Regions from separate parts of the Homo sapiens genome. Here region 1 is linked to region 2. The links are chromatin loops, found by intact Hi-C in ENCODE. Cell type or tissue: CD14-positive monocyte. All regions are shown on one strand. Each heading gives the region's core, and the rest is flanking DNA. Links, peaks and the distances in the headings are about the cores only. Region 1 has its middle 13 kb from the start of YAE1. Region 2 overlaps RALA (RAS like proto-oncogene A).

Region 1 (8,338 bases), core at 79-8,078, 55 kb after region 2:
CCATTACCTCCATTTTATAGATCTTACACATTTGGAAAGTAGGAGGCTCAGATCTCCTGGGAAATACATGGCTTATAGGCACACTGTTATTAACATGTACAAAATAATGGCAAAGAAGGCCAAAGTTATTGCCACAATCAAATCAATGTGGAGAACCAAATAAATTCTGTAAATATCATATTCTCTTTCAAATCTATGTTAAGTTAAAGATCAGTCACTTCTCATAGAATTTTCTGAGGTCCTGCCTGAGTATCTTATTGGATATTGTGGAGAAGTGACTTATGAGTATGATTTTGATTTTCCCCTGGAGTTAATGAAAAATAACTCAATTGGGCTAAGAGTTACCCCTGTTTTGTAAACTGGTCTTTCTCTTTTAAAACAGAAGCAATATTGTGACAAATGCAATAAAGAACTTTATTTTGTTAAGAGCAGGCACTCCCAGAGTTTTATCTGCAAAATATACATTTTTGTATAATATGTCCACATGTATACATTTTATGACTTTCACTTAAAAATATAACATATTCCTTGTTTCTATAGTTCTCATAATGATAACTTTTAATGGGTGCATAACATTTCTTTGAGTGGATGTTATAATAATTTACTCAATTTTTAAAATTGTTGATCATTTGGGTTATTCTAATTTTTCTCTACTCTAGATTGAATGCAGCAACCAATAGCTTTGCGCTGCAAGTTTTTAAAATCACCTTTATAATTCCTTTAACTAAATTCCTAGAAGTGGGATTTTTACGTAAATGTATATAAATGGCTTTGATTTGATACATCTTCTGCTATACCAAATGGAAAGCTATACCGATCTTTGGCATCTTTCTCTGTCAGCTTCTCCATTCATTCTTTCTATCAGCTGAACACCATCTGTCAATGGCAACTTACTTTGCCTGACTTTCTCAAGTTGTCCCTGGTTACTTCCTTGGAGACAAAGCAACCTGTGATGAGGTCAGAAGTATCATGTTCACACTAAAGAGGCAAGGTCTCTGATGAGTAGCTGAGTGAAATCCCATCTCTGACCTCAGTGCTTCTGCTACCTTTCATGAAGGCCATCCTTTGTTCCAGCACACTGACAGAAATAAAAAACGCTCTCTAAGCTGACAAATGGGGTGGGTCATAAGTGAACATTGTGACAGATTTCAGACATCATACAGACCTCATATTGGCCTATAAGATAAAAATCACAGACTAATAATATATCGTTTGGCAGCTTGAATGACAAAACAATGTGATTTTAAATGAAAATACTTTTAATTGGCTTCTACAAATGAATTAAATGAGTTTTCCTTCTACATTCAATTCTATTGCAGTCATTTCTAAACAGCTGATAGGTTAAAATTATATGGTTAGTTAAAATAACTATTTTTAACTAATTTTTTTTTTGGCTGGGCATGGTGGCTCATGCCTAGAATTCAAGCACTTTGGGAGGCCGAGGGAGGAGGATCACTTGAGCCCAGGAGTTCTAGACTAGCCCAGGCAACACAGTGAGGCCCTATCTCAACAATGACAACAACAAAAATGACAACAACAAAATTAGCCCGGCATGGTATAGTCCTATCAATAGTCTGATCTTTCCAGAAAGAATATCACCAAAGTACTAATCAGAACTACCTACAGACACAGTTCTCAGAAGCTGGTGTAGTGCCTGTAGTCCCAGCTACTTGGGAGGCTGAGGCAGGAGGATTGCTTGAGCCCAGGAGATTGAGGCTGCCATAAGCTGTAATTGTACCACTGCACTCCAACCTTAGTGACAGAGTGAGACTCCATCTCTTAAAAAAAAAATTAACTTTTACTTTTTAAAAAGCTATTTTTATGGTTATTTTCTTGTTTTTTATTTTTTTTTTGAGACTGGGTCTCACTCTGTTACCCAGGCTGAAGTGCAGTGGCAGGATCACGGCTCACTGCAGCCTTGAACTCCTGGGCTTAAGCCATCCTTCTGCCTCAGCCTTCCCAAGTAGTTGGGACCATAGGTGTGCACTACCATGCCCGGTTGATTTTGTATTTTTTGTAGAGATGCGGTCTCCCTATGTTTCCCAGGCTGGTCTTGAACTCTTGGGTTCAAGTGATCCACCTGTCTCAGCTTCCCAAAGTGCTGGGATTATAGGCATGAGCCACCGTGCCAGGGTGGTTAGTTGTTAATAATAATTTGCTGTTCCATGGTGTAATTTTTAATTACAGGTTAGAGAGTTTTTGGTTATTTCAGAATCTGATTTTGGAAGAAAGGTGTTTTGCAATGCCTCCAAATAAGAAAAAGAAGATATTTTATTTTCAGGTTATTTACATTATACCCCAATTTCAGTCATTTTGCTTTATTGGCAAAAGCTATCATTATACTATTGTCAAATCTCTCATATTTCATTATTACAAGCAATTTGACAACTCATTTGTTTTGTGTTTAAAAATCTATCTAGAACCATATATTTCTTTTATAAATAACAAAGCCATGTTACATAGATAACGATGACTATGTCATTAATAAGGAAACAGGCTTAACTATTCTAGAGTTGTATTTGATGAGAGGAAAACCTAGTTGGTTGTCGATTTGTTGACTAAAAAGAGAAGAGTTGTGATATATTTGAGTAGGTTAACAAAGTTGTTGTCTCTCCCTATGTTTACATCCTGAAAAGTTGTGTTTGTGTGTGTGAGAGAAAAAGAGAGAGTGAGATCAAGAGATGAACTGCAAGTGTTGTTTGAAACAGTTTAGGTGCAGTCCTGCTTGGCAAGTAGAGATGCTTCCTGCAGGTGAGGTTAGAATTTTACATTGCTTCTGATTGAAGGCTGCATGCTTTGGGTTCTAGGTGTTTACTTTTAGGCCTCAGAGCTTTGGAAAAAAGGTGCTTTTTTCTTTTGAACAGGTTTTCTTATGATCAGTTATTTTGATTTAGAAAAATTCTCAGCCTAGAATTTAAACAAGAACAGGAGGATCCTAATTTCTTATTTGTCGACATACCCCAAAAGCCCTCCTCATCCACCCAACTTCACAAATGGCTCAATCTGTCTGGTATAGCTTTAGGGATAATCACTAGCTTCTTGTACTTGTGACCATGAGGTCTAAGCAAAGGGCACATTACCAAGGAATGAAACACGTGCTAACTTATCAGGGTGCACGAGCACCACCTAGTGGCCTTGAACTAACTCAACAGCTTCTTCGAAAGAAAGAGGATCCAAAGGTCCAAGGCCTCTCTCAGTGGTGAGTTGCATACACATGCATGAAAGCACCAGGATTCAACTTCCGCAGAACTCAATCTGTAGGTAGTTCTGATTAGTACTTTGATCTTCTTTTTGGAAAGAGCAGACTATTTATAGGGCAAGAAAACGGAGTGTTACACACTGAGGACTCTTGGCTCTTTTTGGCAGATCTGCAGCAGTATGCACATATGTGAGTGGTGAGCTAACACCCTTCCTTTCAGTTGAATAGGAATATGTAAAAGCTAGACACATCATCACAAAATGAGTGACATAAACTATCTTCCCGTTTGGAGGATAGAAAGTCTAAGAAGTCCGAGGAGAATTTAGTTTCTCCTTTAGTATATGTGCTAAACCACTTTCTACATAATATTCTCCCCTCGAGTAGGCAGGGACCATCTCTTTTTCTACATGTATAGCAAACAAATCTGGTAAATTTTTTGTTCCTTATAACTGTTGGTTATTATGCTTTTTTTGTTTTTTTAGACACAGGGTCTCACTCTGTTGCCTAGGCTAGAGTGCAGTGGTGCGATCACAGCTCACTGCAGCCTCAAGCTCCTGGGCTCAGGTGATCCTCCCACTTCAGCTTCCCAGGAGGCTGGGACTACAGGTTGCATGCCACCATGCCTGGCTATTATTATTTTGGTAGTGACAGGCTTTTGCCATGTTGCCCAGGCTGGTGTGGTCTCAAACTCCTGGGCTCAAGTGATCCTTCCAACTCAGCCTCCCAAAGTGCTGCGATTGTAGGTGTGAGCTATAGACACGTAGCTCGGCTATTACATACATTTTTAAAATAAAAATAATACTTGCTGACTGGGGAAGACTTGAAAAATGCAGAAAAGCAGGATTTTTTTTTTTTTTTGAGACAGAGTCTCACTCTGTTGTCCAGGCTGGAGTGCAGTGGCGTGATCTCAGCTCACTGCACCCCCACCTCCTGGGTTCAAGCGATTCTCCTGCCTCAGCCTCCTGAGTAGCTGGGATTACAGGTGCCTGCCATCACACAAGACTAATTTTTGTATTTTTAGTAGAGATGGGTTTTTGCCATGTTGGCCAGGCTGGTCTCGAACTCCTGACCTCAAGTGACCTGTCCACCTCGGCCTCTCATAGAAAAATAGAAATTAACAGCAAAGTAAACACATAGCTCACAGTCCCCCTACTAAACACAGTCACTGCTACCATGTTATTATTTAGTAAGCATCCACCCTGAGTACACACTCTGGAACCAGGCTTGCCTTGGTTTAAATCTCAAGTGGGCCATTTAGTAGCTACAAACTGGACACATTACTTAGCCTTCTTGGTGCCTCGATTTCCTAATCTCTAAGATGGGCATAAAAGCAGCTCTGCAGGAGAGGGCTATTATGAGGATTAAAGAAATTAATATATGTAAAGCTTTTAGAATATAGTGCCTACATATAGTAAACACTGCCTGCGTTAACCATTACTTCCCCTCTCTTTTTCCTCCAGCTCCTTACTGTTATTAGAACTATGCACCAGGGATCCTGCTAGAAACTAACATCTTGGTTTGTTTTCACCTAGTTTTTGCCTTTGTGTAGTTTCTTTCTGCACTTTCTTAGTAGCGGAAACTATACTAAAACATAATTTTGTATTTTTTAAAGTTTTGCTATATTGTAATATTAACTTATTCATTGTAAAATTTGTAATGACTGGTAAATGCTATTATATTAACGTAACTGTTTAGCCTGGTGTATGACGATGTAGTCTCCGGAATTGGTGGATTCTTGGTCTCACTGACTTCAAGAATGAAGCTGCAGACCCTCGCGGTGAGTGTTACAGTTCTTAAAGGTGGTGTGTCCGGAGGTTGTTCCTTCTGATATTCAGACGTGTTCGGAGTTTCTTTCTTCTGGCGGGTTCATGGTCTCACTGGCTTCAGGAGTGAAGCTACAGACCTTCGCGGTGAGTGTTGCAGCTCATAAGGCAGCGCGTCTGGAGTTGTTCATTCTTCCAATGGGTTCGTGGTCTCGCTGGCCTCAGGAGCGAAGCTGCAGCCCGTTGCAGTGAGTGTTACAGCTCACAAAGACAACACAAACCCAAACAGTGAACAGCAGAAAGATTTATTGCAAACAGCAAAAGAACAAAGCTTCCACAACATGGAACTAGACCCTTGGGCAGCCTGCAACTAGACCCTTGGGCAGCCTGCTTTTATTCCCTTATCTGGCCCCACCCACATCTTGCTGATTGGTCCATTTTACAGAGAGCTGATCGGTCTGTTTTACAGACAGCTTATTGGTCCGTTTTGACAGAGTGCTGATTGGTGTATTTACAATCCCTTAGCTAGACATAAAGGTTCTCCAACTCCCTACCAGATTAGCTAGACACAGAGCGCTGCTTGAACTAGACACAGAGTGCTGATTGGTGCATTTACAATCCTCCAGCTAGACATAGAAGTTCTCCAAGTCCCCACCAGATTAGCTAGACACAGAGCACTGATTGGTGTATTCACAAACCTCGAGCTAGACACCAAGTGCTGACTGGTGTATTCACAATCCCTTAGCTAGACATAAAGGTTCTCCAAGTCCCCACCAGATTAGCTAGACACAGAGCACTGATTGGTGTGTTTACAAACCTCGAGCTAGACACAGAGTGCTGACTGGTGTATTCACAATCCCTTAGCTAGACATAAAGGTTCTCCAAGTCCCAACTAGACTCACGAGCCCAGCTGGCTTCACCTCGTGGATCCTGCACTGGGCCGCAGGCGGAGCTGCCTCCCAGTCCCGCACCGTGCACCCGCACTCCTCAGCCCTTGGGCAGTCCATGGGACCGGGCGCAGCAGAGCAGGGGGTGGTGCTCGTTGGGGAGGCTTGGGCTGCGCAGGAGCCCACAGTGGGGGTGAGGCTAGGGCATGACAGGCTGCAGGTTCTGAGCCGTGCCCACCGGGGAGGCAGCTGAGGCCTGGCGAGAATTTGAGCGCAGTGCCGGCAGGCTGGCACTGCTGGGGGACCTGGTGCACCCTCTGCAGCTGCTGGCCCGGGTGCTAAACCCCTCCCTCCCTGCTGGCCGGCCACTCCAAGTGCAGGGCCTGCCAAGCCCACCTCCCACCAGAAGCTCACGCTGGCTCGCCACTCTCACTCCACACCTCCCTGGGAGGGGAGGGAGCCGGTTCCGGCCTCGGCCAGCCCAGAGAGGGGCTCCCACAGCGCAGCAGCGGGCTGAAGGGCTCCTCAAGCGCAGCCAGAGTGGGTGCTGAGGCCAAGGAGGCACCTAGAGTGAGAGAGGGCTGCCAGCACTTCGTCACCTCTCAATGACACAGTTTGGATATGTGGATTTTTATTAACATGCAAAATGAAGATAAACATTTTTTAGAAAGGCAAACATAAGGCAGGTGTGGTGGCTCACGTCTGTAATCCCAGCACTTTGGGAGGCCAAGGCGGGTGGATCACCTGAGGTCAGGAGTTTGAGACCAGCCTGGCCAACATGATGAAACCCCATCTCTACTAAAAATACAAAAAATTAGCTGGGTGTGGTGGCAGGCCCCTGTAATCCCAGCTACTTAGGAGGCTGAAGCAGGAGAATCACTTGAACCCAGGAGGTGGAGGTTGTAGTGAGCCGAGATTGCGCCATTGCACTCCAGCTTGGGCAACAGGAGTAAAACTCCATCTCAAAAAAGAAAAGCTAACATAAAGATTTACAAAAGAATGTAACACGATGTATTTTGGAATCCTGTTCTCCTGTTCTGGTTATATTTCCATGTTGGCTAGTAGATTCATTTTTTTTTTCTCTCATCAAGCACCACCTATGCATCTATGTACAGGGTGTGATGCTGAATGCTGGGACTATAACACTAAATAAGGGATTTTCCTGGAGAAACGTGAAGAGACACTCAAAGTGATGCAGGGGAAACATTGGGAAGAGCAATCACCTCTGCCTGATGAAGCTGAAATTTAAGCTGGTATTGGAGGGTGACAGGAATTTGCTGGGAAAGGACGTGGAATAAAGTATTCTAGGCAGAAGAGTCAGCAATGAGTAAAAATCTAAGTTGGGAATAAGCCTAGTGTGTCCATAAAGCATTGTAGTAATGCCTGTAAAGAAGTGTAGTGTGCATGGTGAATGGAAAGAGGCAGGTGGGAAAAGAAGACTGACAACACTCTTTTGGGCCCAACACTTCAACAGGTTTGGGCCAAGACCTGAAAAACAAAAACAGAAACAAAAGGGAATAAATCTAGGTTTTAAGTCAGGGAAGTAAACTGTTTTGGAAAGATAATATTGGTAAGAGACAGAATGGACAGGAAGACAGCTAGATTGTAGGTACTGACATTAGTGATGAGGCTGGTACATAAATTAATTAAAATCTGGGTGATTAGAATGAAAGGAGGCCAGACTCAAACTGTTTGAAAGATGTAAAGCAACTCAGTTAGAAGTAGGGTATGATGGCACAGGAAGGGCAGAGGAAGACTTAATGTTTCCAGCTATGGATGAACAGGGATGACATTAATAGGTGAGATCATCTGGTCAGAATATAAAAACAAAGAGGTCCAACAGTGAAACTCTGGGGAATCCCTACATCTAAGCAGCAGTCAGAGTCGGGGAGAGTTAGCAAAATGATAGGGAATAGTAATGAGCGGACAAGAAAAAGTGCTGTTGGAGAAGGCAAGGAGAAGGGATTGTATAAGCAGTGAATTGTTCATGTCCAATGATGGAGAGGAGACAAATGATAGGACTGAAAACAAGTCAGTGATGGACAGTTGTGTGACTGGCTATCAGTGACTTTAGCAAAAAGTAGTTTAAAGGTGGAGAGTGCATGAGAAATTAAGAATTTGAGACAGTGATGGCAGACTCGTGCTCCAGCATGTTTGTTCAGAAAAGGCATTACGTAGGGGCAAAATCAAGAAAGGCAACTGTTGCGGTAAAGTATCTTCATGACAGAGATTTGAGAATTTCTGTAGAACAAGAAGCCTGATTGGTGAATCACTCTCTATACACACACACACACTCACTCTCTCTCTCTCTCTCTCTCTCTCTCTCTCTCTCTCTCTCCTGTATCTTAGACTGGAAACTTAGTTCTAAGAACTAAGCTCTAACCTTAGTTGGAAGAGGGTAGAATCACAACTTAGACTGGGCTGAAGGCTTTTATTTTGGTTTCCCACAAAGCAGTTAATAAGTAGTGTAAAGGATATATATTAGGTAA
Region 2 (8,338 bases), core at 284-8,283:
TGAGTAAAATTGGGTTAAGTAATAGTCTTACTTGTTTGTATCAATCTTTCTGAAAGGTATGTAAAGCTCACAATTCTTTCAATGTTTAGAAGTGTTTTGGGTCTTGATTTAGAAGTTTGTGATGTTTTTGTGACCAGAAATATGCTACAGAAACTTAACTCTTGTATCAATTAACCTATGGTAAAATTGTTTTTGTTATACACCATTTCACTTAAAGTCACATTTTCCAAGAACCTACCTATGACATTAAGTGAGGACTTACTGTGTAACAACTGTCCATAAACATGCAGAGAAAGAGAAGCCCTCAAACACTGCTGGTGAGGATGCAAAGTAATGTGCAGCCACTCTGGAAAACAGTGTGGCAATTTCTTAAGAGGTTAAACATAAATGTACCATACAACCCAATAATTACTCTCCCAAGTATATATACATGAGAAATGAAAACTATGTCCACACAAAGACTTGTACATGAATGTTCACAGCAGGATTATTCACAACAACCAAAAAGTGGAAAAACTCCAAATGTCCACCAACTGATAAACAGATAAACAAGATGGCCTGGGCACAGTGGCTCATGCCTATTATCCCAGCATTCTGGGAGGCCAAAGGGGAGGACTGCTTGAGCCCAGGAGTTTCAGACCATCCTGGACAACACGGGGAGAACCCTATATCTACAAAAAAATTTAAAAAATTAGCCAGGCCTGGTGGCATGTGCCTTCTGGTCCCAGCTACTTGGGAGGCTGAGGTGGGAGGAATGCTTGAGCCCAGGAGGTCAAGACTGCAGGGAGACATGATGATAAACAAAATGTGGTATATCCATATCCATAGAATAGAATACTACTAAGCAACAAAAAAGAACTACTGACACATGCCTTAACATTAATGAACCAGAAAGACACTATGCTAAGTAAAAGAAGCCAGACACAAAAACCACATATTGTATGATTTCATTTCTACCATCCGGAAAGGGCAAATTTATGAAGATCCCTATTATAACCTTAGAAAAATCACTGACTTGACACTAAATATTGTTCTAAATCTATGAACAACTGGCACACTCCTGTAATCCCAGCTACTCAGGAGGCTTAAGCAGCAGGATCACTTGAGGCCAGGAGTTAGAGGTTAGAGTGAGCTGTGATCACACCATTGCACTCCAGCCTAGGTGACAGAGCATTCAGCCTAAGTGACAGAATAAGACCCTGTCTTTTAAAATAAAATTTTAAAAAAAGAGAGAGACATTAGGAGACAACTGGGAAACCTGAATCTGGGTTAGATATTAGAGGATGTTATGGAATTGTTACTAATTTTCTTAGGTGTTACAATAGTATTACAACAGTATTATGCAGGAGAATGCCTTTATTCTCAGAAAATGCAAGCTGAAGTACACAAAGGTGAAGTTTCTCCAACTTACTTTCAAATAGCTCAAAAATCAATCAATAAATAAAAGCATCTATACTCAGAAAAAGCAAATGTGGCCAAAATGATAATTGGTGATTGGTGAATATAGGTGTAGGGTATGTAGGCATTCAATACACTATGTTACTCTTTTCTATAGGTTTGAAATGTTTCAAAACAAAAAGCTGGGAGGAAATAGCACTCTCATTTGAAACCTAACCAAATGTAAATGGAATCACCAATACAGTTATCTGTGCATTTAGAAAGAAGCACATAGTTGGTGTATAAATACTGTCATCTTTTTGGTCTACCTGTGTTAACATACTGAAACTAACAGAGGGAACAAATGAAACTAAAAGTATAAAATAATTATTCAGAGACTGAACCACTTAAAGCTTTACAAAAAATGCTATTGTTAAGGAATACTTTTTGAAGTATTACTTAAGTCAAAGTAACATAATGAATTGGTGCTAAAATCTTTAAGTTACAGGTGTGTTCAAAAGAATTGTTGAATGAAGGTTAATAAATGTGGAAGAATAGCCGTCCTCTCTATATCTCTTGGCTGATAATAAAGATCAAACAAGGATAATGTATACAAAAGTGCAGGTTCCATTAAAAAAAATTAGTCACACTTTGTACCTTCCTGTTAATAGGGACAGAAATATAGGATTAAACCTAGCATCATTTTGGGTTACTTTGGCTATAACTGGGACTCCTCAATTATGTAGTCAACACTGCACTAAAAATTCACTTAGACAATGTCAGTATTCACTATGAATAATTCCCCTTCATTACTCTTAAACATTCTATTTGCTATACCACAAATTTTAACAGTGTGCTTTTAACAATTTAATGTTTTTAATAGCTTGAAACTCATCTGATAGGGTTTGACTCTGTGCCCTCACCAAAATCTCATGTCAATTTGTAATCCCCACATCAGGGGATGGACCTGGTAGGAGGTGACTGGATCATGGGGGTGGTTTCCCCCATGCTGTTCTAGTGATAGTGAGTTCTCATGAGATCTGATGGTTTAAAAGTGTAGCACTTCCTTGCCCCCGTGTCTCTCTCCTGCTCCACCATAATGAGAATGTGCTTGCTTCCCCTTTGCTTTCCGCCATGATTGTAAGTCTCCTGAGGGCTCCCGGTCATGATTCTTGTTAAGTTTGCAGAACTCTGAGTCAATTAAACCTCTTCTCTTCATAAATTACCCAGTCTCAGGTAGTTCTTTATAGCAGTGAGAGAACAAACTAGTATAACATCAAACACACAAACGTAAAACAGAAATTTTGTTGATGAATCAAAAAGAAAGTCCACCTGGAAGTTCAAACAAAAAGTCATGTTTATAGTTTTTACAACGAAGAAAGTGTTCTTGGGACTGGACCTCAAACTTAGAGATCTAAGAAGAAAAGGCATACACGATATGCTAAAATATAGATAACTTAATAAACATAGGTGAGCTCAAAGTATCCCAGCAGATGAAGGAAGACAGAAATTATATTCACTAGAATGGCTATAATAAAAAAGATAAGACAATAACAACTGTTAGTGAAGTTGCGGAAAAACTGGGAACTCTCATACGCTTCCAGTGGGGATGTAAAATGGTGCAGCTGCTTTAGAAGTTTGGCTGGTCTTCAAAATGTTAAACATGGGAGTTATTATACGACCCAGCACTTCCACTCCTAGGTATATACACCCAAGAGAAATGAAAACATACATCTATGCAAAAACACATACATCAATGTTCATGTCAACATTATTCAATATAAGCCCCAAAGTAGAAACACCCACATGTCCATCAACTGATGAATGGATAAATTATGGCATACCCACACAATGGAACATTATTCAGCCATTAGAACAAATGAAGTATTGCCGCATGCTACAACATGGATGATCTTGAAAACATTATGTTAGGTGAAAGTAGCCAGACACAAAAGACCACCTATTGTATGACTCCATTTATGGAATCCAAAAATTATCTGGAATAGGCAAGTCTGTAGAGCAGGCTCCCCAACCCCTGGGCCACAAACTGGTACCAGTCTGTGGCCTGTTAGGAACTGGGCCGCACAGCAGGAGGTGAGCGGAGGGTGAGCAAGCATTACTGCCTGAGCTCCACCTCCTGTCAGATCAGTGGTGGCATTAGATTCTCATAGGAGTACAAACCTTATTGTGAACTGTGCACCTGAGCAATCTAGTTTGTATGCTCCTTATGAGAATCTAACTAATGCCTGATGATTTGAAGTGGAACAGTTTCATCCCAACGCCATCCTCCTCCCCATTTCCCCTGGTCCGTGGAAAAACTGTCTTCCACAAAACCAGTCCCTGGTGCCAATAAGGTTGGGGACCACTGCTGTAGAGAGAGAAAATAGATTAGTAGTTGCCAGGGGCTGAGGGGCAGAAGAAATCAGGACTGATGACTAATGAGTATGGCTTTCTTTTTGAAAGTAATGAAAATGTTCTGGAATTAGATATTGGTGATAATTGCACAACTCTGACTATATTAAAAACCACTAAATTGTACTTTTTCTTTTTCGAGACAGGTCTGGCTCTGTTGCCCAGGCTGGAGTGTAGTGGCACGATCTCGGCTCACTGCAACCTCCACCTCCTGGGCTCAAGCGATCCTCCCACCTCAGCATCCCGAGTAGCTAGGACTACAGACAGGCACGCGCCACCATGCTCGGCTGATTTTTCTGTATTTTTTGTAGAGATGCTTGGCTAATTTTTTTCTATTTTTTGCAGAGATGGGGTTTTGCCATGTTGAACTCCTGGACTCAAGCAATCTGCCTGCCTTGGCTGCCCAAAGTGCTGGAATTACAGGCGTGAGCCACCACACCTGGCAAAACTGCACATTTAAAAGGGCAAATTTTATGGTATGTGAATTATATCCCAATAAATCTGTTATTATAAAGAAGATTCAAGTCCTCACTACAGAAAAATAATAAGCAAAGGAAATAAAGACAATTCACAGGCTAAGAAATATAAATGACCAATGAATGTGCAAAAAAGACAAGCAGTTGTAACCAGATAAGTAGAAACTTTAACAAAACAAAGAAATGGATTTTATGAACTGGATCAAAACAAAACATAAAAATAAATAAGCATAGCAACAAATGGCAACAAATAGCAACAAAATGATCAAGTTTTATTTTATTCTTAGGGACTAAGAAAGCTACTGAAAATCACAAGCAGCAAATAAGAATGAAGTAGCAGGCACCGAGAATTGTCTTAGCTGTATTATGTAGACATAAGAAATAGGAAGACCTTGGAGATTAATAGGGTAGTGGGAAGGTTACCAATTATTCAAACATTAAATGACTAGGGCTGGTGTCCCAGAAACCTAAGACTTCTGGGGATGGACTAAATATTTTAGGCAGAAAGATGATGGAAGACAGATTTCCCTCAGACTAAAAATGGTGGGGGCAGGCAGAGGAAATAAGACAACAACAAAAAAGAACAGAAAAGATCACCCTCCTGCTGAAGTGTGCCATCAGGGTAGCTGCATGTACCACAGGACAAGATCTGAGGATCTTCAAGGCAGGAAACCCCCAAGTCTGCCCCACCCAAGTCTGAATTTCATACCAGTGAGGCAGCAAGACCCAGAGAGAAAAAGGTGACATGGGTCACAGGAAAAGTGAAAACAGACAGCTGGAATGGACCAAGGAATGGACCAAGGTGAGTGAGGGCTCCTCAACCTAGGGACAAGAAGAGATCATTAAATACTCTACCTACCAGCACTCCTGGGACAGCAAAGATGGACAACAGGCCATGGACTGAGAGTTGTAAGGAGTTCTAGGAAGGAACTCATTAGTATATGGGGCAATAAATTAATAAATACCCTACCACCCAGCCCTCCTGGGAGAGAAAACAATAGAATGACAGAGAAAGGCAACAGGATGTGGTCTGAGAGTTCACACAGGGACCTGGTAATCTTGAAATTATAAGAATCTACAGAAAATACGCTACTTGAACTTTCTGGATAAATTAGATGGCAGTGAAATAAAAACACTCTCCAGAACTTGGGAGACCAAGCACTGGTGTGCAATGACCATCACTGCCATGTGGATGGAACATGTGCAGGATGCTGGGCCAACACCTGATTTCACACCAACAAATCATTCCTGCCAGATGAGTGGATTCGCATAAATAAAACCTGGAGAAAGAACTGCCTCAAAGCCAGATGTCCCAGGCCTTACACACTTGTCAAGAACCACCCACAGATATGTACTCTAGGATTACCCCCCAGTGGATAAACTCATCTAATTACAAACCTGCTGATAGGGTGTGGCTGTGTCCCCACCAAAATCTCATCTTGAATTATAATCGCCATAACCCCACTTGTTGAGGGAGGGACTAGGTGGGAGGTGACTGGATCATGGAAGCAGTTTCCTCCATGCTGTTCTCGTGACAGTGAGTTCTCACGAGATCTGATGGTTTTATAAGGCAGTTTTTCCTGCTCTTGCATGCACATGCTCGCTCCTGCTCACTCTCATGAATTCTCATTCTCTCTCTCCCCTTCTCTCTCTTTTCTGCTGACATGTAAGACACGTCTGCTTCATCTTCTGCCATGATTTTAAGTTTCCTGAGGCCTCCCCAGCCATGTGGAACTGTGAGTTAATTAAACCTCTTTTCTTTATAAATTACCCATTCTCGGGTATGTCTTTATAGCAGTGCGAGAACAGACTAACATTTACCTTGCTATATGATCTAGAAATCCAAGAAGTCAAGGCAGCAACATATCAATACAAAACAAGCCTTGCTCATCTGCAAAGCACACACACCACTTAAGACTGTGAAGCCTAGAAGGGAATCCCTAGATTTTCATAGACCTATGACAGCTTTAGCCTAGAAGGGAAAAGGAGGTCACCCTGTGGCATCTATAACTAGCTGGGTAAAAAACAAAATGAAATCCAGAAAACTGTGTAGAGAAGCAAGAAAACTCAGGGCTGCTTGTATAAACTGAGAAACCATGGAGCAGTTACCATGCTAAACACCGTATTTTCCTACCATGCACTAGGAAAGTTGACCTTTCCTGCTTCTTACCACATCCATCTCCTTAAGTATCTTTTGTTAAAATTTAATTTTTTAAAAATTGAGATGGGGTCTCACTCTGTCACCCAGCCTGGAGTGCAGTGGCATGATCTCAGCTCATTGAAGCCTCCCCTCCTGGGCTCAAGTGATCCTCCCACCTCAGCTCCCTAGTAGCTGGGACCACAAGCACATGCCACCATACTTAGCTAATTTTTGTACTTTTTGTAGAGACAGGGTTTCACCATCTTACTCGACCTGGTCTCAAACTCATGAGCTCAAGCTACCTGCTAGCCTCAGCCTCCCAAAGTACTGGGATTACAGGCCTTAGCCACCACGCCCAGCCAATCTCCATAAGCATCTCTTAAAGACACAGCGAAGGACTGTGTGCAACCCTTGTAAGGTATATACATAGCCAAACTATTATCTACATTGAAATGTACACATTTGTATATCCATGGTGAAGATAATACAATGAAGCAATCAGTACCTCTATTAAAGACATTGTTACACTGCTATTTAATCTTGTTCTGGAGATATTAGTCAGTGCAATTAGATAAATAGTTAAAGGCATAAACACTGGAAAAGAAGGAAAAAAAACTATTTACAGATGACACAATAGTATATCTGGAAAGTCTGAGAGAAGCAATGATGGAAGTAATTGATATGATTTGGATGTGTGTCTCTTCCAAGTTTCATGTTGAAATGTAATTCCCAAGGTTGGAGGCGGGCCTAGTCGGGGGATGTTTCCGTCATAGGGCAGATTCCTCACGAATGGCTTGGTGCTGTCCTCACAGTAATGAGCAAGTTCTTACTCTATTAGTTCACATGAGAGCTGGTTGTTTAAAAGAGCCCAGAACCTCCTCCTCTCTCTCACTCTTCTTTTGCCATGTGTCACACCTGCTCACCCTTCGCCTTCTTCCATGAGTAAAAACTTCCTGAGGCCTCAACTCGCCAAGCAGATGTTGGTGTCATGCCAGTACAGCCTGCAGAACCGTAAGCCAAACAAATCTCTTTCCTTTATGAATTACCCAGTCACAGGTATACTTTCATAGCAATGCAAAAGAGGCTAACATAGTCAACTTAGTAACAATTTGGCAAGGTGGCAGGAAAATATGCAGAAATCAACAATATTCGTATAAATGGACAATAACCAGTTAAAATACATAAATGATAAGAAAACTATAATAGCAACAAAAAAGATAAAATAGCTTAGGAATAAGCAAGAAATGTTGAAAACTTGTATGAAGAAAACTATAAACCATTCCTCAAAGACACAAAAGTAGAATGCAAAAAATAAAAAGACATTGTTTGTTTTAGGTTAAGATGTCTCAATACCATCAAGATGTCAATTCTCTAGCAGGGCATGGTGGCACACACCTGTACTATCATCTACTTGGGTGGCTGAGGCAGGAGGATCACTTGAGCCCAGGAGTTCAAGGCTGCAGTGAGCTATGATGGCACCACTGCACTCCAGCCTGGGCAACAGAGGGAGACCCTTTCTCCAAAAAAAAGATGTCAGTTCTTCATAAGTTAGTATAAGTTCAATGTGATCCCAATAAAAACAGCAATGAGGCCGGGCACCATGGCTCACGCCTGTAATCCCAGTGCTTTGGAAGGCCGAGGCAGGTGGATCACTTGAGGCCAGGAGTTTGAGACCAGCCTGGCCAATATGGCGAAACCCTGTCTCTACTAAAAATAAAAAAATAAGCTGGGCATGGTGGCACACGCCTGTGGTTCCAGCTACATGGGAGGCTGAGGCAGGAGAATCGCTTGAACCTGGGAGGCAGAGGGTACAGTGAGCTGAGATCGCACCACTGCACTCCAGCCTGGGTGACACAGTGAAACTCTGTCTCAAAAAAAAAAAAAACAAAAACAAAAAACCAGCAATGAATTGTTTCATAGACTTAGACAAATT

What was found. A loop is a pair of places that touch in the nucleus more often than their neighbours do. Peaks named below come from ENCODE experiments on the same cell type or tissue, not always from the same donor. Only the 100,000 strongest peaks of a DNase experiment are listed, where the experiment ranks them.
Region 1: a loop joins it to region 2, with 2.3 times the contacts of the local background. A loop is called at or near these places in 34 of 110 quality-filtered maps.

Annotation. Positions count from the first base shown.
Region 1 is chr7:39,575,387-39,583,724 of GRCh38, reverse strand. It overlaps a transcript of YAE1 not described here. Among named protein-coding and RNA genes, the nearest start is that of YAE1, 13 kb to the right of the region's middle. RefSeq lists enhancers at 3,278-3,327, 3,348-3,427. In CD14-positive monocyte, for the core only: CTCF peaks have their summits at 2,946 and 3,147 (motif pointing left); a DNase peak (open chromatin) is centred at 3,114.
Region 2 is chr7:39,630,964-39,639,301 of GRCh38, reverse strand. The region is part of intron 1 of RALA (RAS like proto-oncogene A); the gene reads right to left. Among named protein-coding and RNA genes, the nearest start is that of RALA, 12 kb to the right of the region's middle. RefSeq lists an enhancer at 2,523-2,572. In CD14-positive monocyte, for the core only: no CTCF peak of the experiment used is centred there; no DNase peak of the experiment used is centred there; H3K27ac peaks cover 483 bases.